Linked DNA regions of Homo sapiens: region 2 is linked to region 1. The links are chromatin loops, found by intact Hi-C in ENCODE. Cell type or tissue: gastrocnemius medialis. All regions are shown on one strand. Each heading gives the region's core, and the rest is flanking DNA. Links, peaks and the distances in the headings are about the cores only. Region 1 holds the start of DUSP11 (dual specificity phosphatase 11). Region 2 has its middle 11 kb from the start of NAT8.

Region 1 (11,709 bases), core at 1,310-9,309:
AGCAAAACCATAAAAGATGTGTATTATTTCACTTGTAGAGAAATAATTAAAGAGTAATTAGGGGACCCAGAATATAAGCCAAGAGATTATAACAAACTTAATATGCCAATATCAGTATACACAATTCTGATAAAAGAGCCATTTTTTCCAACACTGCTTCAACCAGGAAGTATCACTTGATTTTCAATAAAACTACATAATAGATAGTCACTAGGTATACAAAACTGAAAGCAAATTCCATGTGAATGAATGCATATTTAACTATAAATTATATAAACAGTTCCATTTAATATTTTATAATTCAAGGGCCAGTGCCTTCATAAAGCAGCTATGATTTAAGTAGAAGAGTAGAGAATAGAGTCAGAAGAACTTGGATTTGAATTGTGAGATAGAGGGAATTCCAGGCACTATTGAGAACCGATATTCTTGGGGTGGGAGAAAAGTAGATACAGATAAAAGACAGAAGAGGCTAAGTCAAAATCATTTTAACCATCCACAAGTGTATAGTTCAGTGGCATTACATTCACAGTATTGTGTAACCATCACCACTGTCTATACCCAAAACTTTTTCATCATCCCCGACAAAAAGACTCTGACCACTAAACCATAATTCCCTTTTCTCCCCACCTCATAGATCCTTTAGTCTGCTTTCTGTCTCTGTGAATTTGTCTATTCTAGGTACTTCATACAAGTGGAATCATATATTTGTCCTTCTGTGTCTGGTTTATTTCACTAAGCATGTTTTTAAGGTTCATCCATATTGTAGCACGTATTAAATCTATTCTTTTTTATGGCTGAATAATATTCCATTTAAGACAGCAATTAAAAACATGTAATTAGAGAAATCACTTGGTTCTCTTTTAAACTTACTACCCATCAAAGAAGGCCAAGCTTCACATTAGCACAAGATGATTACTGAATTACTATAAATTATTTTAGGATCAGAAGGAAGAAAGTTCTTTTCATTGAAGGGTTCCACTTACCTCTGGTTTATAATAGCGTTGAGTATATGTTAAATCAATAATCAGTCCAAGTTCTTCATTTTGTTCTCGGATTTTGTTAAAAAGATCCAAAGGGGAAAAGCATTCTTCTGGAGCAAGTTTCTTTTCAAAACTCTGTCACAGAGAATGAAATAAGAGCAAATATGTGCTTAAAATCCTGTACTACATTAGGCATTTATTCAAGTCCTGTGATGCTAACATACAACGAGATTCAAAGGAAAGTTTCCATTCTCCTGGAACATAGAAGGTATATTACAACAATCCTTTCTTCCAGAGTGGTCAGAAAGAAAAAAATAAGCCCACTTCTATATATGTATTTCTGTATTTGTTTCATGTTGGTCTCCTAATCAGACTGTAATCTCCCAGATTTTATTCACCACTGTATCTCCAGCTCCAGGTGGAGTGCTTATCATATTTAGTGCTTATAAATATTTCTTTTCTTTTTTTTTTTTTTTTTTTGAAACAGGGTGTTGCTCTGTCATCCGTCATCCAGGCTGGAGTGCAGTGACACAAACATGGCTCACTGCAGCCTCCACCTCCTGGGCTCAAGCAATACTCCCACCTCAACCTCACAAGTAGCTGGGACTACAGGCATGAACCACCACACCTGGCCTTTTTTTTTTTTTTTTAAAGAGATAGGGTCAGCTGGGCGCAGTGGTTCACACCTGTAATCCCAGCACTTTGGGAGGCCAAGGCGGGAGGATCACAAGGTCAGGAGATCGAGACCATCCTGGCTAACACTGTGAAACCCCGTCTCTACTAAAAATACAAAAAATTAGCCAGGGGTGGTGGCAGGCGCCTGTAGTCCCAGCTACCGGGAGGCTGAGGCAGGAGAATGGCGTGAACCCGGGAGGCAGAGCTTGCAGTGAGCCGAGATCACACCACTGCACTCCAGCCTGGGTGACAGAGTGACTCCATCTCAAAAAAAAAATTTAAAAAAAAAAAAAAAAAAAAAAAAGAGATAGGGTCTTGCCGTCTTGCCATGTAGCCCAGGCTGATCTCAAACTCCTGAGCTCAAGCAACCCTCCTGTCTCGGCCTCACAAATAAATATTTCTCACATGTCTACATATATGAAGGATGGCTTTCATTGCTGAATATTCTTTTATGTATGTGGCTTATTTTTGAACTTTATGCTCTGTTCCTTCAATCTGTCTGGCTACTCAGGTGCCAGCAATGTACTTTTTAAAAAATAGACTAGTTTGGCTGGGTGCGGTGGCTCAAGCCTGTAATCCCAGCACTTTGGGAGGCCGAGGCAGGAGGATCACGAGGTCAGGAGATCGAGACCATCCTGGCTAACACGGTGAAACCCCATCTCTACTAAAAACACAAAAAAATTAGCCAGGCGTGGTGGCAGGCGCCGGTAGTTCCAGCTACTCAGGAGGCAGAGGCAGGAGAATGGCGTGAACCCAGGAGGCAGAGCTTGCAGTGAACCAAGATCACACCACTGCACTCCAGCCTGGGCGACAAGCGAGACACCATCTCAAAAAAAAAAAAAAAAAAATAGACTAGTTTTCAGAGCAGTTTTAGGTTCACAGCAAAACTGAGCCAAAAGGACAGATAGTTCCCACATGTACTTTGCCTTCCCCAACCCACCCAGACTCCCCCACTATCCACATTCCATACCAGTGTGGTCCATTTGTTACAAATGAAGAACCAACTCTGACACATCGTTATCACCAAAGTCTAGAGGTTAGGTATGCGTGATTCATTCTATGTTATGCATTGTATGTACATATTATGTTATATATATTTTGCCACAAAAAAAATGAGAGAAAGAACTAAGTTCAAGTTTTGATTCTTCCTTTTCTGAGCCTGTTTGATTATCTACAAAATTATTTATTAGATGTAACCATCTATTCTCTGAGCTTAGTGCAGAATAAGCACTCAGTAAGAGATATTAGTACTACTGCTACTTCATCAGCACAGGATTGTTGTGAAATGTGTTAATATACGTGAAGCCCTTTTATAGGTTTTGATCAATATATAACATGTATCCACCCTTAGAGTATCACACAGAATAGTTTCACTTCCCTAAAAATTCCCTGTGTCTCCAACACCTTCTTTTTGGAGACAGGGTCTTGCTCTGTTGCCCAGGCTGGAGTACAGTGGCATGATCATGGCTCACTGCAGCCTTGACCTCCTGGGTTCAATCGATCCTCCCACTTCAGCCTCCTGAGCAGCTGAGACTACAAGCACACGCCACCGCGCCTGGTTAATTTTTGTATTTTTTGTAGAGACACGGTTTCAGTGTTGCCCAGGCTGGTCTAAAACTCCTGGACTCAAGCGATACACCCACCTTGCCTCCCAAAGTACTGGATTACAAACATGATCCAACAGGCCTGGCCTGAAATGACTCATTTTTAAGCCCAGACATGCAGAGAAGCTGACACAGCAGTTGAAAAAGGAAATCTGATCTATAAGTCACAAATTAAGTAAATTCCCAAAACGTTTCAAGTAGGCTTCTCCTGATACTAATCTGAGCTATGCTGGGGAAGTCTAATAAGAAAGACATGGAATCTAGAAAACAATTATTTGTCTTCACCTTCTCATCTTTTTTATGGCTGTCAAAAGCTTTCCCCTCCTATCCCTCCTATTCCTTTCCTAGTTTAAACAAAAATACAATCTTCAGATTTTCCCCACTGAAATCCTGACCTTGATGATCCGGGGGATATTTCTGATTGTGACCATGGAAGGAAAGGAGTCCCACTGGCATTCAGTGGGTAAGGGTTACAAATTCTAAACAACTTGCCAAATTCAGGACAGTCCTACAAATGTGTCCCACATCCTGAATGGCTTTTGGATGTCCTATTCAAGATTAATATAGATAAAAAGCTGTTCATATTTAGCTTGGCCTCAGAACCTAACTCCATTTCACAAATAAACACAAAGTATTTTTTGTACAATACTAATATATATTGAATTTTCCAGGATAATAATCACCTTATCAACCAAATGAAGATTATACTTTGTTATATTTGGAAATCTATTACAGAAACTCCTACCACTAAAGCAATACAACCCACCTAGATCAGTCTACATTTGTAATTCTTGAATTCATGGCGCAGGCAACTATTACTCTATGTCTTTTAATGTAGTCATGTCCAAACATTTATATATTGAAATAAATATTATTTTATTATAAATTACTTTTATTTTATTTTTTATATTATAGTTAGGGTGTTAATTGGTATTTTTGTTTAAAATATGAAGTAGGTTGTATGTACCTATGAACTTCATTTCAGGATAGTAAAGGGGTCATTACAAAGTATTTGCTATAAAAAGAGAAAATGGAATGTGATAGAGTGGAGAGCAGTGTTCTGCATGGTGAACTCAGATGCCTGAAAGAATACTGAATTAACTTTTGCTTACCTTTTGCAAAGGAACTTTGAAAGCAATGAAACGAGTCCCAGGCATCCGCTGTCCAACTGGGAGATAGTCTTTCCACCTATTAGATATATTTTTTGTTAGCCAAATTGTATGTTAGCCTTGTTTCCTTGCACAAAATAAGACTTTTTGAAAATGGGAATCATAGCCCGCACAACATGTCCTCTCTCCTCTCTGCTTTGCATTTCGCCACTCCACTTATTAAACCCCACCAAGTAACGACCTATACCGTCCTTCTCTCCTGTTTCCCCATCATAAAAACGAACACAAGCCAACACAACAGTACAACTCAAATAAGGCCTATATAAAACCGGAGATACCCAGAACTTCTGTATCCCTGTTAAACTTGGCCCAGTACCAGATACTAAAGTGCCATTAATACAAACATATTCACTGAAATAATTTAAATTCAATTATTTCACTTCACGCTTTTAGTTTTCATACGACTGATGCCATAAAGTTCAATTAGTAGGAAACTTCAAGTTCATATTTTAAGAGAAAACCTGCTAGAAGAGGGACTGTGAACTTCACTTAATAATGCTAGGAACTGGCCGGGCGCGGTGGCTCACGTCTGTTAATCCCGGCAATTTGGGAGGCTGAGGCAGGTGGATCACCTGAGGTCAGGAGTTCGAGACCAGCCTGACCCACATGGTGAAACCCCATCTCTACTAAAAATACAAAAAAAATTAGCCGGGTGTGGTGGCGGGCGCCTGTAATCCCAGCAACTTGGGCGGCTGAGGGAGGAGAATCGCTTGAATCCGGGAGGCGGAGGTTGCAGTGAGCCGAGATTGGACCATTGCACTCCAGCCTGGCGGAGAAGAGCAAAAATCCATCCCAAAAACAAAAACAAAAAAACGGATTGGAAGAAAACAAACAGGAGATTCACTAATTAGAACCCCACTGCAATAAGTCAGGCAAGACCTGTATTAGGGTACTGACAGAAAGTGACAGTCAAAAGATAGTAGATAAAATGAAGAGGATTTATTGAGGTATGAGATGGTGGAGGATGGTCTCAAGGAGTAAAAACAGTTCAATGCACCTACGTGCAAAGTCTCAAAATTAATCATTTGTACGTATAAAGGAGTTATCTTTCAAATGAGGCCTGTTAGGAAGTAACAAAGTATGCTCTTTGTGATTTCTGGAAACAATACAAACCAACTTTCCATGTGAGATCTCAGGGCGCTACTACTGCTGGGTTCCTAACTCAAACCATTACACTTTCCGTGCCAACGTAACAAGGAATTGAGGAGGTTCCATTTTGGGAATTAAGGAGTGTCCCCAACAGTAACAGTCCCACCTTAAAGCAATCCTTCCGTATTTTACCTAAGAGCAATGGCCAGAACCTCCCTTTTACAAGAATATGGAGAAATCACAGGACATCACAGACATCGCCCCTTTCAGCTACAGCGGGTGGCGCAGAGGGTCAAAGCCTCAAAGCAAGCGGCGGACAAGTCAAGCTTGCGATGGCAACGGCGAGAGGCAGAGACCACAAACGATGAAGCCCAGACCCAGAAGCCACGAGCTGGAAAGGCCACGCCAAGGGACCAAGACATACTACCTTTCGGGGATGTGGTTTCCGCCCTTCTTCTTGGCTGAGGAGCGTCCTGAAAAGTCGCGTCTCCGGCCCCAGCCACTGCGGGGATGATGCCACTGGCTCATGTGGGTCCCAAGAAGCCGCCCACCCAATGCCAAGTCGGCCAAAAGCGCCAGTCCGGCGCCCTCAATGCCAGGATAAGACCCTAAACAGGAAAAGACTCGGCAGCCACCTACGCCGCGCTCCAGCGTCTCGCTATTGCGCATGTGCCACCGCCGGTCGTGATGGCGTAGCCACGCTGGCTTACTGAGACTCCTGATCTGTAAACAGGACTTTGGTGGCTACAGCGCCCTCTTTAGCCAGAGGCCAGTAGCACAGGTCAATAAGGGCGTGTATGCACCCTTCAGAATTCAAACAGTGAGGCACAGGGAAGTCCCTCTGCCCGATCCGCCCCACGCCCCGGTTCCTTGTGTGTTCTTCTAGATATTTACCAGCGCTTACATTCACATTTTGCATATTTTGTATACATATTTACTTTCACATATATGTATATCCTCTATTTTTATACAAAAGGAGTAACTGTACATATTCTACAGTATACCTTAAACACTGATTATCCCAGTCAATTTATGCATACATAGATTCTATTTTTAATGGCTATAGGCAATTTACTTGCTTATGAGTAACATAATTAAAAGTACCATAACGTATTTAGCCAGTTCAATATTAATGGACCTTTAGTTGTTTTCAGGTTCTTTTCAAATCTTGTTACAGACAATGCTGCAATGTGAACATCCTTATACATATATACAACTATATCTAAATTCCTAGAAGTAGAATGTCTGGAATGAAACACATACAAACTTAAAATTTGGAAAGATACTACCTAATTACCCTCCAAAAATAATGTAGAAACATACACTCCCATCAAAGCCAAACTTTTATTGGGTTCCTATCACATACCAGGTATCATGCTAGAGGTGGACAGAATGTATTTAAGTTTTAGCAAATACAAAAAATAACTGAGAGTGGAGCTCAAGTCCAAGGTTTCCACACAGTCTCAAGCATAAAGATCTGTACCCGTTAGAAAAACGTTCAATTCTGCTAAAAGTGGAACTACAAAGGACAGCATACCCTATAGCAGCTTTGAAAATAGAATAGAGTACTAAATTCCAGATTAAACTGTAAGTAATTATGATTGCAGACTTTTTTTTTTTTTTTTTGAGACCCAGTCTCACTCTGCCACCAGGCTGGAGTGCAGTGGTGCCATCTCAGCTCACTGCAACCTCCGCCTCCCGGGTTCAAGCAATTCTCCCTGCCTCAACCTCCTGAGTAGCTGGGACTACAGGTGCATGCCACGACTCCCAGCCAATTTTTTGTATTTTAGTAGAGACAGGGTTTCTCCATGTTGGCCAGGATGGTCTCGATGTCTTGACCTCATGATCAGCACTCCTCGACCTCCGAAAGTGCTGGGATTACAGGCTTGAGCCACCGCACCTGGCCAATGGCAGATTTTTGAAAGTAATTTTTACTTCTTAGTTTCTAATTTATGAAAGTAACTTACATATATTTTTAGTAATCTTTGCAACCATTTCAGAGCTGGGTAAACCAAGGATAAGAAAGGTCAGAGCTATTGAATAAATGAATATTAATAAAGCTAGACTGCTAGCTTTATTAACATTTTTGAGACAGTACTTTTCCAACCAGTTTTAAATACATAAACATTTACAATTCTGAAAATTTCCACATCATTAAAAATGTGTCAATATTCATAAATTGTTCATTGGAAAAAGAAAAAGACAGGATAGCAGAACATAACAAACCTACAATTAGGAACATTTAATTATTTGTTGTTGTTGTTGTTGAGATGGAGTCTCTCTCTGTCACCCAGGCTAGAGTGCAGTGGCGCGATCTCAGCTCACTGCAACCTCTGCCTCCTGGGTTCAAGCAATTCTCCTGCCTCAGCCTCTTGAGTAGCTGCGACTACAGGCGTGTGCCACCATGCCCGGCTAATTTTTGTATTTTTAGTAAAGACAAGGTTTCACCAAGTTGGCCAGGCTGGTCTTGAACTCCTGACCTCAAGTCATCTGCTCTCTTCGGCCTCCCAAAGTGCTGGGATGACAGGCGTGAGCCCCTGCGCCCAGCCCACATTCAAATTTGACATTAAATTGTAAAATATTGTGGCCGGGCATGGTGGCTCATGCCTGTAATTCCAGCACTTTGGGAGGCCGAGGCGGGCAGGTCACTTGAGGTCAGGAGTTAGAGATCAACCTGGCCAACATGGTAAAATCCTATCTCTACTAAAAATACAGAAATTAGCTGGGCGTGGTGGCTCATACCTGTAGTCCAGGGTACTTGGGAGGCTGAGGCAGGAGAATGGCTTGAACATGGGAGGCGGAGGTTGCAGTGAGCCAAGATTGTGCCATTGCACTCCAGCCTGGGCAACAGAGCGAGACTCTGTATCACGAAATAAATAAATAAATAATACAATGTTTTTCTGAAATGCATGAAAAATTCCAATAGGTGTATAGTAGCCCAAAACTACAAATGTTACAAATGTCTATAGACATGACAAGATACAAAACGTGACATAAATCTTTCAGAAGCTAGAAAAGCTGTATTGGGCTTACACTTTCAATTTGCTAAAAGACACAACATTGGGGTGAGAACAAACTCAGTTATAGTTGACACAAGAAAATCCAGACCTAGGCGGAATAGGGTTCCTAGAAAGTAACCAGACATACTAATGAATAACATAAATGAGGTAATATGACATAAAACATAATGGAAAAAGAATATTATGATTATTTTCTTCAGTGTACAGAAGTAATGGAAGTTCTGGACTAGCTACATAAAAAATATTAAATTCTATGTTCTATTAATACAAAATAAGTGTGTCGAATTGTTTGTCACATAAACCAAAAAATCCACACAAATCTCTTTTTCCCTGTACCCTCAACTTGCCTGTTTCCTATTCTCCACTAAATGCTTAAATTCTTCATTTTGCCTAGCCCTTGCACCCAAGCATGGCTGACAGGATATCCCAAAGGCCCAAGATTCTATAGTGGCTGTTTGCAAGAGAGAGGAGGCTAAAAGTAACTGCCATACTGGATCCCCTTATGTGAGAAGAAAGAAAGTATCCTGAATGCTTCTCACGTATAAAAGAGCAGGATGGCAGGGTGTCTGTGTGGCCCAAGGAGCCAGAGGTAGCAAACCATGGGCAAAAGAAATGTGACCAAAGGCTAGAAGAGGGAAGGTCTGCAGTCAGCCTTGTCTTCTACCTCTCTGGTGTTTGCTTCTCATAAGCAGAGTCCGTATTCCAAACATCCGGACACTGAAAAGAAGACTCCTGCTCTGGAAGTTGACAAGAAGGAATATCCACAAATGTAAAAATGCAAGATCAAGGCTTGGCCCAGAAACGATGCCTAAAATCAAGGGGTTAAAAAAAGGAGAGCAGAAGAGAGATCCAAGTCCAACCTGGCCCAGCCCAAAGAAGGTAGGATTCAAGGAGAAGAAACTAAAAGAGAAGAGCCTTGGACCACATCCTTTCCTACAATGGGCAGTCAACGAACTTTGCCGTTCAACCAAGTTACAAAAGAAGGCTCTTTAATCCCTTCTTTGGCCCTTAAAAGCGGCAGCAGGGCCGGGCGCCGTGGCTCCCGCCTGTAATCCCAGCACTTTGGGAGGCAGGGGAAGACCGATCACGAGGTCAGGTGATCGAGATCATCCTGGCTAACAGGGTGAAACCCCGTCTCTACCAAAAATACAAAAAATTAGCCAGGCGAAGTGGCAGGACTCAGGAGGCTGAGTCAGGAGAATGGCATGAACCTGGGAGGTGGAGCTTGCAGTGAGCCGAGGTCACGCCACTGCACTCCAGCCTGGGCGACAGAGCCAGACTCCATCTCACAAAAAATACAATAAAATTAAAAAGCAGCAGTAAATTCATTAATCAGATTCACTGAAATAGTTTTAGAACAACTGTAATTGCTCAACTTAAACATCCCTTTCCTTTCTCCCCAAGGATATTGTGTATGTACTATATAATTATAAATGCATACTATTACATATTATGAAATGTAACATATAAAATATAAATGTTAGTTAATTATATTAGTGAACATTTATGAGAAACATTGAGATGATCTCCCTAACATGAGAGCCTGGGGGAAAGTGGGACTATCATGTCTGTCTTGCAGATTTCACCTCCCCAGAGCTCAGCCACTTAGTGCTGTTACACCTTTCCTACCACCTCTGCCAGCCAATCCTGTCTTGTGGGGAATCTGACCTCCCTATTGGCTATCGCAGACCTTTAAACTGCCTGCTTTGTGACATCATTCTCCCACCAAACCGACCACCACCTGGTAGCATCTTGGGGTTTCCTGGGCGTGGCCTGTAAATTTGTATCATCACAAGGGGCCAGTGACCAGTAACCAGTGACCAGTGGCCTTCATACTGGACACATGCACTGGTTGGCTTCAGCCACCCAGACATCCGCTAGTATCGTCTCTTCTTCCCTTCTATCTGCAGTTGATGTTTCTTCTTCTCTGACCATGTCAGGTAAAGAGAGAAACTTTTTAAAAAGGTTTTCATGAGATTTCTTTGCCACTAAATTTAGATTTCTTTCCCCCTATATTCCCAAACAGCTTGGAATAACAGGGAAAGTATTGAAGTAGAAATCCAGAGACCTCATTTCAGTTTTGGCTTTGACATTTACTAGCTGTGTGACTTTAGATAACTTTTATTCTCTCACAAAATCTGTTTCCTCATCTATTACACTAGGATAATAGACTGGTTATTCCCCCTGGCCCTTTTCTTTTCTAATACTGAGTCTTAAAGGGTATACGTATAGAAAATGAAATCAGAGACTTTCTGAGAGTGTTCATTTCAACAGAAACAGAGAAAAAACCAAAGTGGTCTAGAAAACTAGCAATATATTCTGAGATGTTTCATGTGTAATAGCCTCCCTCCACTAATATTTCAACTTTCGTATTTTAAATTTAGTGATGTTTAGTGATGTTTTAAATAATATTCAGCCAGGCACGGTGGCTCACACCTGTAATCTCAGCACTTTGGGAGGCCATCTCCCTCACTAATATTTCAACTTTCCTATTTTAAATTTAGTGATGTTTACTGATGTGTAGTGATGTTTTTAATATTCAGTTGGGCGTGGTAGCTCATGCCTGCAATGTCAATGCTTTGGGAGCCTGAGGTGGGAGGATCGCTTTGGGCCTAGGAGTTCCCGGCCAGTCTGGGCAACATGGCAAGACCCCATCTCTACAAAAACTTTTTAAGACTCAGCCAGGGTTGGGTGTATGCCAGCTACGCAGGAGGCTGAGGTGGGAGGATCAGAGGACTGCTTGAGCCCAGGAGGCTGAGACTGCAGTGAGCCATGTTCATACCACTGGACTTCAGCCTGGGTGACAAAGTGAGACCCTGTCACAAACAAACAAACAAACAAACAAACAAAAAAGAAAAGTAGTATTCACGTTTTGGACATTCCTATCTAAACTAGGTGGAAAGAGAAAATGGAGAGTACTGGGTTCTAAGGAGGCAGGTATTCTAGGGTAAGTAATTTGGTATTTTAATTTAAGCAGAAAGACATGGTCCCCTACTTTTCCCCTTGGGATATGCCCTGGAGAATGACAAAATGATTTTAAAAGAAAAAAATATATTTTAAATTTGAAAAAAAAAAGCAGAAGGACAACAGAGTGAAATGTATTCAGAGTAGGGCAAAATGAAGTTGATTTTAGCAAATGCTTAGATCAATGGACGAGGAAGGAAACAGGCTA
Region 2 (11,709 bases), core at 1,497-9,496, 150 kb before region 1:
GTCCAAGTCATTGACCTCTAAAATTATCTTAGAACATGCCCTCCCTCCTTCCTACTTTCTGGAAAACTATCAGTCTCCTACCCTATGCTTGCCCATAGAGTTCCATGTACAAATCACAAATCTGCATTTGCCGTTCCCTGGAAGCCCTTACATTCCCAAGGGCTGGCCTCATCCACTGCCACCGAAAACAGCCCCAGTTCAGGCAAAGCAATCACTCCCTCTCCCTCTCTGTCATTCCTTTCTTTTCCTTTCACTATCTCTCTACCCTCCTCTTCCCCACTCTCTGTTTCCTCTCTCTCTCTGTCTCTCTCTCTCCCCCACCATCTCCTCTCTCTTTCTCTCCCCCTGCCTTCTCTGTCTCTCTCTCTGACACACACACACACACACACACACACACACACACACACACACACACACACCGCAGCAACATTCTACCTCAGCCAGAGTTCCAGGCCAATAGGTGTGGACTTTGACTTCCAGATTCCTCTGGCAAGTGTCAACATCAGTCCTGGTGCTCCCTGGCAGAGAAGGACTTGGAGTCACCTTGGCCAAGAAGCTGTCTGGAGGTCACAGTGGCACCGCCCATCGGCCCCTTGGCCGGAGCTAGGTGAGGGCAGATTCAGCACAGCAGCAACTCTCCCCATAAAAAAATCCCTCAGTGTCTTCTCTAACCCTTCTTATACTCCTTGTGAGTTTTAGAGCCACCTAAACTCTTCTTTTTTCCCAATACATGGAGACAAAATTTACATAACATACAGTTAGCCATTTTCAAGTATACAGTTCCCTGCCATTTGGTACATTCACAGTGTTTTGCAAGCAACACCCATATCAAGCCCCAAAACATTTTCATTACCCAGGAAGGAAACCTGTCGTCATGGAACCGTCACTCCTCACATCCCCTTCCCCTCAAACCCTGGCAACCCCAAACCGTTCTTGACAGCCTCCTTTGGCATTTCCTCATTTTGGTGTCAGATCTCACAGCAGAATTTCTTACCTATTATATCCAGTGCCTCAGTGTGAAGTTCCGGTTTAACTTCTTGTTACCACGAGCCCACTATCTTGCCCCAATAATACCCTCCCCCAATTCACAAACACACAAGCATTCCCTCCTACAGCTTTGGGCCTCCTATCTGAGTCCTTCAGGAAAGAAGTGCTTGTAACTCCCTTGGCAGTGAGTGTAGACTTGGTCCAAGGAAGATGAGCACCAGTCAGGGCAGCTGGTCCCTCTTCTCTCCCTGGCCATCAGCAAATCAGCACTGCCCATCGATGCCCAGGCAATGGGAGCGTCGACCAGCAGAGGACACACCTGAATTTCTCTGCCTCATGGGAGGGTGGCTGCTGTGTTGCATTTAGGAAGAAGCTGTGCAAGATTCATACTGTTTTGCTAATGTTAATCTTGTGGGCATAATAAACGTCGTACCCACACTTATTTTTCTAGATCAGACAAGATTGGGTGTGTTCAGGGTGGTATGGCCATAGACCCCACACTTTTTTTTTTTTTTGAGACGGAGTTTCGCTCTCGCCCAGGCTGGAGTGCAGAGGTGCAATCTCGACTCACAGCAACCTCCGCCTCCCGGATTCAAGCCATTCTCCTGCCTCAGCCTCCAGAGTAGCTGGGATTACAGGCATGCGCCACCACGCCTGGCTAATTTTGTATTTTTAGTAGAGATGGGGTTTCTCCATGTTGGTCAGGCCGGTCTCGAGCTCCGGACCTCAGGTGATCCGCCTGCCTCGGCCTCACAAAGTGGTGGGATTACAGGCGTGAGCCACCGCGCCTGGCCGACCCCACACTTAGTTTTAATACACTTCTAGGCAAGGCTGCTGCACTGGTCTGGGGATCACACTTTGAGTAGCAAAGGACTAAATTGCAATAACTGCCGGGGGGGGAGAAAAAAAACAGGATGAACTGCTTCCTCCTGGCTCAGCAGCTAGGGAGTCACTGAACTAACAAGGGGATGGGGTGGGGATAAGAATGTTCCAGGCAAAAGGAACAACATGCCCAAAGGCCTCAAGCAGAAAGAGAGCTTCAGGTATTGAAGAAGTAGAAGTAGCTCTGTGTGGCTGGGGAGTGGGCATAAGATGGAGCAGAAGAATGCCAAGTCCTATTCCTGGGTCTGAATTTCCAGGAGCAGAAGCCCTGTCCCCTCTAGAAGGTGGATATAGTCTGGATATTTGTCTTCAAATCTCATGTTGAAATGTGACCCCCAGTGTTAGAGGTTGGACCTAGTAGGAGGTGTTTAGATCATAAGAACTGGATCCCTCCTGAGTGGTTTGGTGCCCTCCCTATGATTGATTGCTCTATTAGTTCATGTGAGAGCTGGTTGTTTAAAAAAGCGTGGCATCTCTCTGGTTCCCTCTCTTGCCATGTGACACAACTGCTCCCCCTTCACCCTTCCCCATGAGTAAAAGCTTCCTGAGACCCTCACCAGAGGCACATGCCAGCAGTGTGATTCTTGTACAGCCTGAAAAACTGTGAGTCAAATAAACCTCTTTACATTATAAATTACCCAGTCTCAGATATTTCTTTATAGCAATGCAAAATAGACTATCACAGAAAGTTGGTACGGAGGTGTAGGGCGTTGCTATAAAGATATCCGAAAATGTGGAAGTGGCTTTGGAACTGGGTATGAGGCAGCGGTTGGAAAGAGTCTGGAGGGCCCAGAAGACAGATGAGAAAAGGTTTGGACCTTCTTAGAGATTTGTAATGTCGTTGTAACCAAAATGTGGACAGAAATATGTACAGTAAAGGCCAGCCTGATGAGGTCTCAGATGGAAATGAGGAAGTTATGGGGAACTGGAGCAAAGATCACCCTTGTTATGCCCTAGCAAAGAACTTGGCTGCATTGTATCTATGTCCTAGGGCTTTGTGGAAGGCTGAACTTAAGAGTAATGACTTAGGGTATCTGGTAGAAGAAATGTCTAAGCAGCAAAGCATTCAAGAAATGGCCTGGCTGCTTCTAATAGCCTATGATCAGATATTGGAGCAAAGGACTGACTTAAATTTGGAACTATTAAATCAAACTAAAATCTGGCCTGAGAAAGCCTCCTCACTCCCATACTTGAGTCCTTAAGGATGAACCATAACCTAACTTTGTAGGTAGGACGACTGAAAACCTAACTTAGAAGGATGCTTCTGTAGCAATAACTGAGCCTCAGCCAATCTCAGCAGCCATACTTCAGTACTCACAGGCAGCCTATTGTTCAAACCATGTTCAAATAAGGCAAACACCATGCTGTAACCAATTTGGCTATTTCTGTACCTCACTTTGGTTTTCTGCATGTCACTTTCCTTTTTCTATTCATAAGGTTTTTTCCGACCACATAGCATCTCTGGTGTTGCTCTGAATCTGCTGTGATTCTAGGGACTGCCTGATTTGTGAATTGTCTTTTTTTTTTTCTCCTCAATTAAATTCTGTTAAATTTAGTTTGTCTAAGGTTTTTCTTTTACCAGATCTGGTGTTGGAAGTGCAGTTTGAAGTAAAACTCTGGTGACCTACAGGAACACCAGGTGACCAGGCCAGTTGTGCTCACTGATCTTTTGATTGTAACTGGAGGTTGTAGATGGGTTTTCTCTTGGATTCAGAGTTCCACTAATTTGTGTTCTAATTGGAGCTCTCCAAGTTTATTTGAGCAATATTTAAGTGGACTGGGTTCAGGATCAAATTTGAATCAATTAACTGGATTGGGTTCTGTTAGAGCCTCAGACCTCTACTAGGCACTTTTTTTTTTTTTTTTTTTTTGATAATGGGTTTGTCTCAATCCAAGGATTCTAGGAATCTACCTTCTGGGACTCCATCTAATTTTGTATATAAAATTTTAGGCCCAGAATGTGTGCATCTTTAGAAAAACAGATTAACCTTACTAGAGAAAAGATGGCCACAATGGGGAAGTTTTAATTTGTATAAAATTGTTTATTTGCAAGGCATATTAGAAAAAGGGGGATCAAAACCCCACAAAAACATTGGGATATAGTCTTTCATTGGTACATGGAAGCCTCTAAAAGACTAAACGAATGAAAAATTCCCTCCTTAAAAGATACTTTGCAAAAGCAAATGAACAGTTTAAGCAACAGGCTAAGGACATGATGAAAGAGAACTGTACTCTCACTGAACTAACCCCAACTGATTCTTCTCTTTATCCATCTCTACCTACGTACTCTGAGTCTACTAACCTTTTTGCTAGATCAACCTTTCACTCTGAAGATGATGAAAAAGGAGGAATTAGATGTACGCCTCACAAAGGAAGACCTTCTGATTATCCAGGCCTGCCTGCTATAACCACTTTCACTCCATGGTCTAAAACTGAGCTTAGAGCTATTTTAGAAGACTTCCCTGATCTAAGAGAAAATCCTCAAAACTTGACTAAGGAGTTTAGACTCCTCATAGGAGACTATGATCCAGGACTCCCTGACAAAGGTTCATATGACAATTTATTCATATGATATGGAGGCCTGGTGAAGCTCAAAAATGGATGGCAGCAGCAGAATGGAAGAAACCTGAGAAAGATATTAAAACCCCCCCCCCCGCACCCCCCCCCCGCACCCCCCCCCCCCACACACACACACACAAAGCCTCCTCATGAGAAGGCCCAACAGGAGCTAGAAATATTGCTGAAAATCCCAGCCTGGGCAACATGGCAAAAGCCTGTCTATACGAAAAATACAGATAGTTAGCTGGGCATGATGGCACATGCCTGTAGACCCAGCTACTTATGAGGCTGAAGTGGGAGGATCACCTGAGCCTGGGAGCTTGAGGCTACTGTGAGCCATGACTGTGCCACTGCACTCCAGCCTGGATAGCAGAGCAAGACCCTGTCTCAAAAAAAAAAAAAAAAAAAGGAAAAAAAATTGCTGAAAATCTTTTAAATTCAAATACTAAATTTTTTCCACAAAAGTTGATTGGTACATCATACAATCTTGTAAACCAAAAAAAAAAAAAAAGAATGAACCAGTGTCAGATTACAGAACTTGCTTAGAAATAATGTGAAACATTCTGGGCTTAAAGTACTAACAAGGAGTATTTCCTGCAGGGACTGAAATGGTATTAACTACTCTATTTATAAATGGACTTCATCCTGAACTTAGAAATTTAATTAGAAAACGTAAACTCGGATGGGAAGTTACAGCCATGACTGAATTGGTGGCTCTAGCTGAACATTTTGAGAGGACTGTAGAGCAAGAAAAAACCCAAAAGGCTAACAAGCTTATGACTCTTCAATTACAACAGTTACAGGGGCCAAGACCAAAGGGATCTTCTCATTCTCATTTTAAATCACAACCAAGAGGTATTAGACCAAGAAATTCTTCACCCTAAGATGTCTGCCTTATTGCAAACAACCAGGACAGTGGAATAGGGATTGTGCCCTTTTATATCAGCCCACCAATGACCCTCCCTTTAGGCCAGCCTGTTTCACCACTAGAGGGAGCACAAGAGACCTTAGCTCTCCTGAAGATAATCAGCATTGAAGCGGCTCTGAGGGATTTCACAGTATATTGCTCCTCATAATACCCTTAAAAGAATATGGAGAAACAGAGGTTACAGTAACTGGGGACTCATGTATAGTCTTGGTGGATACCAGAGCTACCTTATCTGCCACTACCATAAAACACACTTTCATAAGCCAACAGATCCCTCAGAGTTAAAAAGGCTATTTCTGTGGTTGGGGTTTCAAATCAAATTCAAGAGTTTCCCATATCTGAACCCGTCCAATTGACTTTGGGGCATTTTTCAAAAAATCACACTGTTGTACTATGTGATAGTGCTCCAGTAAATTTGCTAGAGGGAGATTTACTTTCAAAGCTGAAAGGGCATAGAAGACTACCTATTGGGTACATTGTAAACTGCTTGGGAAATGGGCACACTAAAATCTCAGAAATCAGCAGTAAAGAACTTGTCCATGTAACCAAAAACCACCTGTACTCCCAAAACTATTGAAATTTTTTAAAATAAAAAATTTTTAAAAGTGGGGAGGGTGTAAAATTTTCCTTGGAATAAGAATCAGTTTCCTGATTCTCCTGAACCAGAATTGTTATGTTCTCTATAGGCAGATATTAATAGGATCGAAACTCAGGCCTGTAATGCCTGATCTTCCAAAAATACCTAAATATTTATGGGCCTCTTCCTCAACTGATACAGGAAGAATTTAAAGTGTGTCACCTATTAACCTCCAAATAGACCACTCTAAACTTTTGCCTAAAGTACCCAATATCCACTAAAACTAGAAGCAATTCAAGGGCTCTTGCCAATTGTAAAAGATTTCATTAGACAGGGACTTATAATTCTATGCACCAGCCCTTATAACCCTCCAATCCTACTGGTTAAAATAAACCAAATGGATGAGGTTGAAGATTTGTTCAAGATTTATGGGCAGTTAACAAAATTGTAGTAGCAAGGTTTCCTATAGTTCCAAATCCTAATACTTCATTATCCAAGATACATGCTGATTCTTAAGTGGTTCACAATATTAGTTCTCTGCTCAGCCTTTTTTTACAATCCAGTTTATAAGGAGAGTCTATGCTTATTTGCCTTCACTTGGAAAAGTCAACAGTACCCCCAGATTGTGATGCTGCAAGGGTTTACCGAAGCCTCTTTGTGTTTTCCCAGGCATTGCATCAGGACTTAATGACATTATAGTTTCCTCAAAATTCTACTCTCATTCAGTACGTGGATGACTTACTGTATGCTCTCCCACTAAAGAGTACTCTGAAATGGACTCAGTTTACCTTTTACACAACTCACACATCAAGGTCACAAAGCTTCAGTAGAAAAACTTCAGTTTTCAAGGGGAAAAAGTCCATTATTTGGGACATTATTTGATGGTGTTTCCCTCTCACCTAAAAAGTTAAAAACTCTTCAAAATTTTCCTTGGCCTGCAACCAAAAGATAATTAAGAGGTTTTCTTGGACTTGCAGGATATTTTCTTGGACTTGCAGGATATTTTCTTGGACTTGCAGGATATTTTCTTGGACTTGCAGGATATATTCTTACACTTGCAGGATATAAAATTCCTGGGTTCTGAATTTTTCCTTAATAGCCTCACCGTTGTATGAGCTCACTAAAAAATGCTGTACCAGAGCCTTTACCTTGGGATGATAGTCATGAGCAAGCTTTTAGCTAAATAAAATTGGCCTTATAACAGCCTCCAGCTTTAGGACTTCCAAATTGCACTAAACTGTTTACCTAATTGGCTTATGAAAGTAATAATCAGGCATTTAGGAGTTCTTACCCAGGAACATGGGGAGAAACATAGGCCCATTGCATATTATAGCCTGCAATTAGACCCAGTAGCTAAGGTATATCCTAACTGTTTAAAAGCAGTAGCAGCAGCAACCAGGCTGAAAGAAGCTTCAGCTGATGTGGTTTTAGGAAATGAACTTAATATGGAAGTCCCACATGCTAAATTCCACCCAAACCCAGCATTTTTTAGTAAGTAGACTAACATCTTATGAAATGCTCTGTCTCCCTCTAATCTCTATCTAAAACACTGCAATTTACTTAACCATGCCCCTGTATTACTGCTGCCTGATGATGGTGAAGACCACAATTGCATAAGTGTAGCATCAGAAATAGTGGCCCCTCATGTTGATTTACAAGTTAGTCCATTGGACAATCCTGAGCTAATACTTTTGTTGATGGGTCCTATGCCAAAAGCTCAGAAGGAAAATATCAGCTAGGATATGCTGTTACCAAAATGAGTTAATAGAGAAGGGAATCCTTCCTCTATTAGTCAGCTCTATTAGTCTAAGCTCTATAAGTCAGCTTAACCCTCGAAGATTTTTGCCCTCACCCGAGCTTGTCATATAGCTAAAGACAAACCGGTAAGTGTTTAGACAGATAGTAGATACGCTTTAGGAGTAGTACATGATTTTGGCATGATAGGGAAACTCTAAGGGTTTCTCACTTCTAGTGGGATCACCATCAAAAAAGGACTCCAATTAGATAAACCACTAGATTGCTGTTATTGATCGAAGCTCATACCTGCAGAACTGAACCTGAATATCAAGGGAATGCTTAGCAGATATTTATGCTAAATCAGCTAGTACTGAAACTGTTCAGATATGCAACATGAACGAACTTCGTAAGATTAATCCAAGCCAACTACCTTACAATGACCTATTTAATAAAGAATGCAATGCACCTCATTTGGAAAAACAAAACTGGTATCTAAAAGGATATAAATTCAATGTTAAGTGCAAACTTGCAGAGGGCCTAGATGGCTGCCTGGTCTTTCCCGAGTCTTTGAAGCTTCCATTGTCAAAAGCTTTGAACTCCACAACTCATCATGGAACAGAAAAATTCATCCAAGTTGTGAAAAAATACTTGTGGGATGACTGTTCCAAAATTGCTAGAATATTTTTTTTTTTTTGAGATGGGGTCTCACTCTGTCACCCAGGGTGGAGTGCAGTCGTGCGATCGTGGCTCACTGCACCCTCCACCTTCCTGGTTCAAGTGATTCTCCTGCCTCAGTCTCCCGAGTAGCTGGGACTACAGGTATATGCCACCACGCCTGGCTAATTTTTTTTATTTTTAGTAGATATGGGGTTTCACCATGTTAGCCAGGATGGTCTCGATCTCCTGACCTCATGATCCACCTGCCTCGGCCTCCCAAAGTGCTGGGATTACAGGTATGAGCCACTGCACCCAGCCTGCTAGAATATTTTATAACCAATGTTGGCTAGTCAAACCCATAGTCCTGGAAAAACGAAAGATTCAGGTGGTGTATTGTATTTTCAACACCTAATGGACCATTTGAACAATTATACATGGACTTCATTCAGTTGCCACCTTCAATGTGGGTCTCAGTATGTTCTTGTAATAGTTTCCATGTTTTCTGGTTGGTTAGAGGCCTTCCTGTGTAGGAAAGCTGATGCTGTGACAGTAGCTAAGAAAATATTAGAAAATGTGTTTTCTTTATGGAGCATCCCTGGAAAAATCCCCAGCAATGGGGGAATTCATTTTATTAGGCAAGTTATAAAGCAGTTAAACAAGGTTTTATGGACACAATGGTACTACCATTATCCCTAGCACACTCAGTCTTCTGAAAAGGTTGAAAAAACAAATGACATATTAAAACTGAAATTGGCAAAGTTAACTGAATCAGTTGGGTTGCCTTGGCCAAAGGTACTATCATTGGATTTAATGGCAGTCAGATCCACTCACTAAAAAACAGAAGTGGACCCCTTATGAAATAGTCACTAGAAGGCCTATGCCCCAGTAGTAAAACCTCTTGCATCTTTCTCTCTCTGAAATTCTGATATAAGTAAGTACTGCAAGGCCATTATACCAAGTGTGCTTTCACCAGATAAAGGAAGCTTTTCAAGATCCACCAATTGAGGATAATCAAACCTTCCACAGTCTAGAACCTGGAGATTCTGTCTTCTGGAAATGACATCAGAGGAAGGCTGCTCTTGACAACTCTTTGGAAGGGACTGTGCCGAGTTCTTCTCAACACCTACACTGCAGTGAAGCTTCAGGGCCTTGAAACTTGGGTCCACACCTCACAACTCAAAAGGACCTCTTCAGACTCCTGGAACTGTACATCTGCTAGAGACTTTAAGGTAAAGCTGTCTAAGGAAAAATCTCCAGAGCAGATGACATTCTAGTTGTGGACAGCTTTCCCAAGATCACAGATGAAGACTTCTGTATCATCATGAAAGCCTTACATTTTTTTCTTTTCTCCTCATTTCCTGTTGCCCTAATTCTTTCTTTTTCCCTACAGAAAAATCCATGGGACCATAACCAGTGGATGCCTTTAGCTTGAGCATCTGCTGTAGCACAGAACCAGAGTTTGTGGATTATTGGGTTTGTTGTTTATTGCCAAAAAAATATAAGGAAACAATTCCACTAATGCCAGTGCCTCTCCATGTTCCCAATGAGAGTCACCCCAAAATTCCAAGGGAAGGATGGAAAGCTATCCTTGATATTCTGAACACCACTGCTACTTGCTTTCCTGCACTCACTAAAAAGAACACTTTAACTTTTCCTTTTTTTTTTTTTTTCTTTTTTTGAGACAGTCTCACTCTGTTGCCAAGGTTGGAGTGCAGTGGCCTGATCTTGGCTCACTGCAGCCTCCACCTCCCAGGTTCAAGGGATTCTCCTGCCTCAGCCACCCAAGTAGCTGGGACTACAGGCGTGCACCACCGCATCCAGCTGATTTTTGAATTTTTTGTAGAGACAGGGTTTTGCTATGCTGGCCAGGCTTGTCTTGAACCTCCTGGCCTCAAGTGATCTGCCAGCCTTGGTTTCCCAAAGTTCTGGGATTACAGGCGTGAGCCACCACACCCTGCCTTAACTGTTTCAATTAATAACCTGATCATTACCAAAGTATAGAAAACCAATCCAAGTGATGACTGCAAAAGATATATTGTGCTTTCAGGCATCATGTACTCAAGATTTGGGATTTACCTATGTGAGTACAAGTAATTGCTTGTATAATGTCACCAGATTAAATTCAACAGGGTCTCTTTTTACCAAATGTTTTATATACCCTTACAACATGCTATAAGAGGGGCACAAAAAGGTCAATTTCTCAATGGATTTTGTTCAGCAGCTATGCAGATTTATTAATGAACAAATCTAACTGAACCCTGCTCAAATGCAACTAGGTAGCCCTGTTTTTCAACTCCCAAGGACCTATTTTGGGTCTGTGGATAATCTGCATATTTCATTCTGCCTCTTCGTTGGCTCAGATCTTGCTATTTGGTCTGGCTCACTCCTGCCTTTCAAATAGTTTCACCTAAAAATTCTCCTAACAGCTCTTATGATTGGAGGCCAAAATAGTCAATAACTGAAATTAGCACTAGCTTTGAAATAGACAAAGATAAGCTAGTTTCCACTGAGGAAAGATTCCAGTGGGGTTCCTGGGGGCTCACTCTTGGTGGTAGTGGGATACTAGTTGTATGGAATCCAAAGCTAATCCATATGTGGGGTCTTGGATTTTATAGCCAATCAAACATCCCAGTGTTTCAGACAGGTAGACACTACTCTCCAAAAGGTAGATGTGGCCTGGTGCAATGGCTCATGCCTGTAATCCCAGCACTTTGGGAGGCCAAGGCAGGTGGATCGCCTGAGGTCAGGAGTTCGAGACCAGCCTGCCCACCATGGTGAAACCCTGTCTCTACTAAGTACAAAAAATTAGCCAGGCATGGTGGCACGTGCCTGTAGTCCCAGCTACTTGGGAGGCTGAGGCAGGAGAATTGCTTGAACCCAGGAGTCACAGGTTGCAGTGAGCTGAGATCACCCCACTGCACTCCAGCCTGGGTGACAGAGCAAGACCCTGTCTCAAGAAAAAAAAAAAAAAAAAAAAACAAGAGGTAGATGTTACAGTTAATGGAACATCATACAGCTTCATATCTCCTTTTTACTCAAGCTGGGGCCTGTGTTTGGTGTTGAACAAAATAGAATGCTGCAGTTATCTCTCTCCTGATTTTGTTACTACAGAAAGCTTAATGTAAAGGTGGCTGATACTGCTGTTTCCTTAGACACTGACACCAAATACAATAAAGAAGTCTCTCAAGAGGAAAACATGGTGTGTTTACAGGAGCAACTAACAGTTGGTTTGTAGGCATCCTAAATGGTGGATGGCAAGCTTGGGTTTCCCAAAGGTTTCTAGTCTTTATATGTCTTCTAGTAGGTGTCCAGGTTAGTATGGCTTGTGTTACCAGAGCAACAATGAAAATGGCTACATCTTTAAATCAGGCCACTTTACAGT

Evidence for each region. Peaks named below come from ENCODE experiments on the same cell type or tissue, not always from the same donor. Only the 100,000 strongest peaks of a DNase experiment are listed, where the experiment ranks them.
Region 2: it touches region 1 in a loop (5-fold over the local background); 1 of 110 quality-filtered maps calls a loop at or near these places.

Annotation. Positions count from the first base shown.
Region 1 is chr2:73,773,930-73,785,638 of GRCh38, forward strand. It overlaps DUSP11 (dual specificity phosphatase 11), which reads right to left and starts at 6,174. Exons shown (of 9, transcript NM_003584.3): 1 at 5,945-6,174; 2 at 4,372-4,447; 3 at 984-1,115. The coding sequence starts at 6,045. C2orf78 (chromosome 2 open reading frame 78) reads left to right here and starts at 10,254. Exons shown (of 3, transcript NM_001080474.3): 1 at 10,254-10,477. The coding sequence starts at 10,381. RefSeq lists enhancers at 5,666-5,815, 5,946-5,995, 6,076-6,145. In gastrocnemius medialis, for the core only: a CTCF peak has its summit at 6,272; DNase peaks (open chromatin) are centred at 5,887 and 6,242; H3K4me3 peaks cover 2,425 bases; H3K27ac peaks cover 1,335 bases.
Region 2 is chr2:73,625,454-73,637,162 of GRCh38, forward strand. No RefSeq gene overlaps it. Among named protein-coding and RNA genes, the nearest start is that of NAT8, 11 kb to the right of the region's middle. In gastrocnemius medialis, for the core only: CTCF peaks have their summits at 5,383 (motif pointing right) and 5,590; no DNase peak of the experiment used is centred there.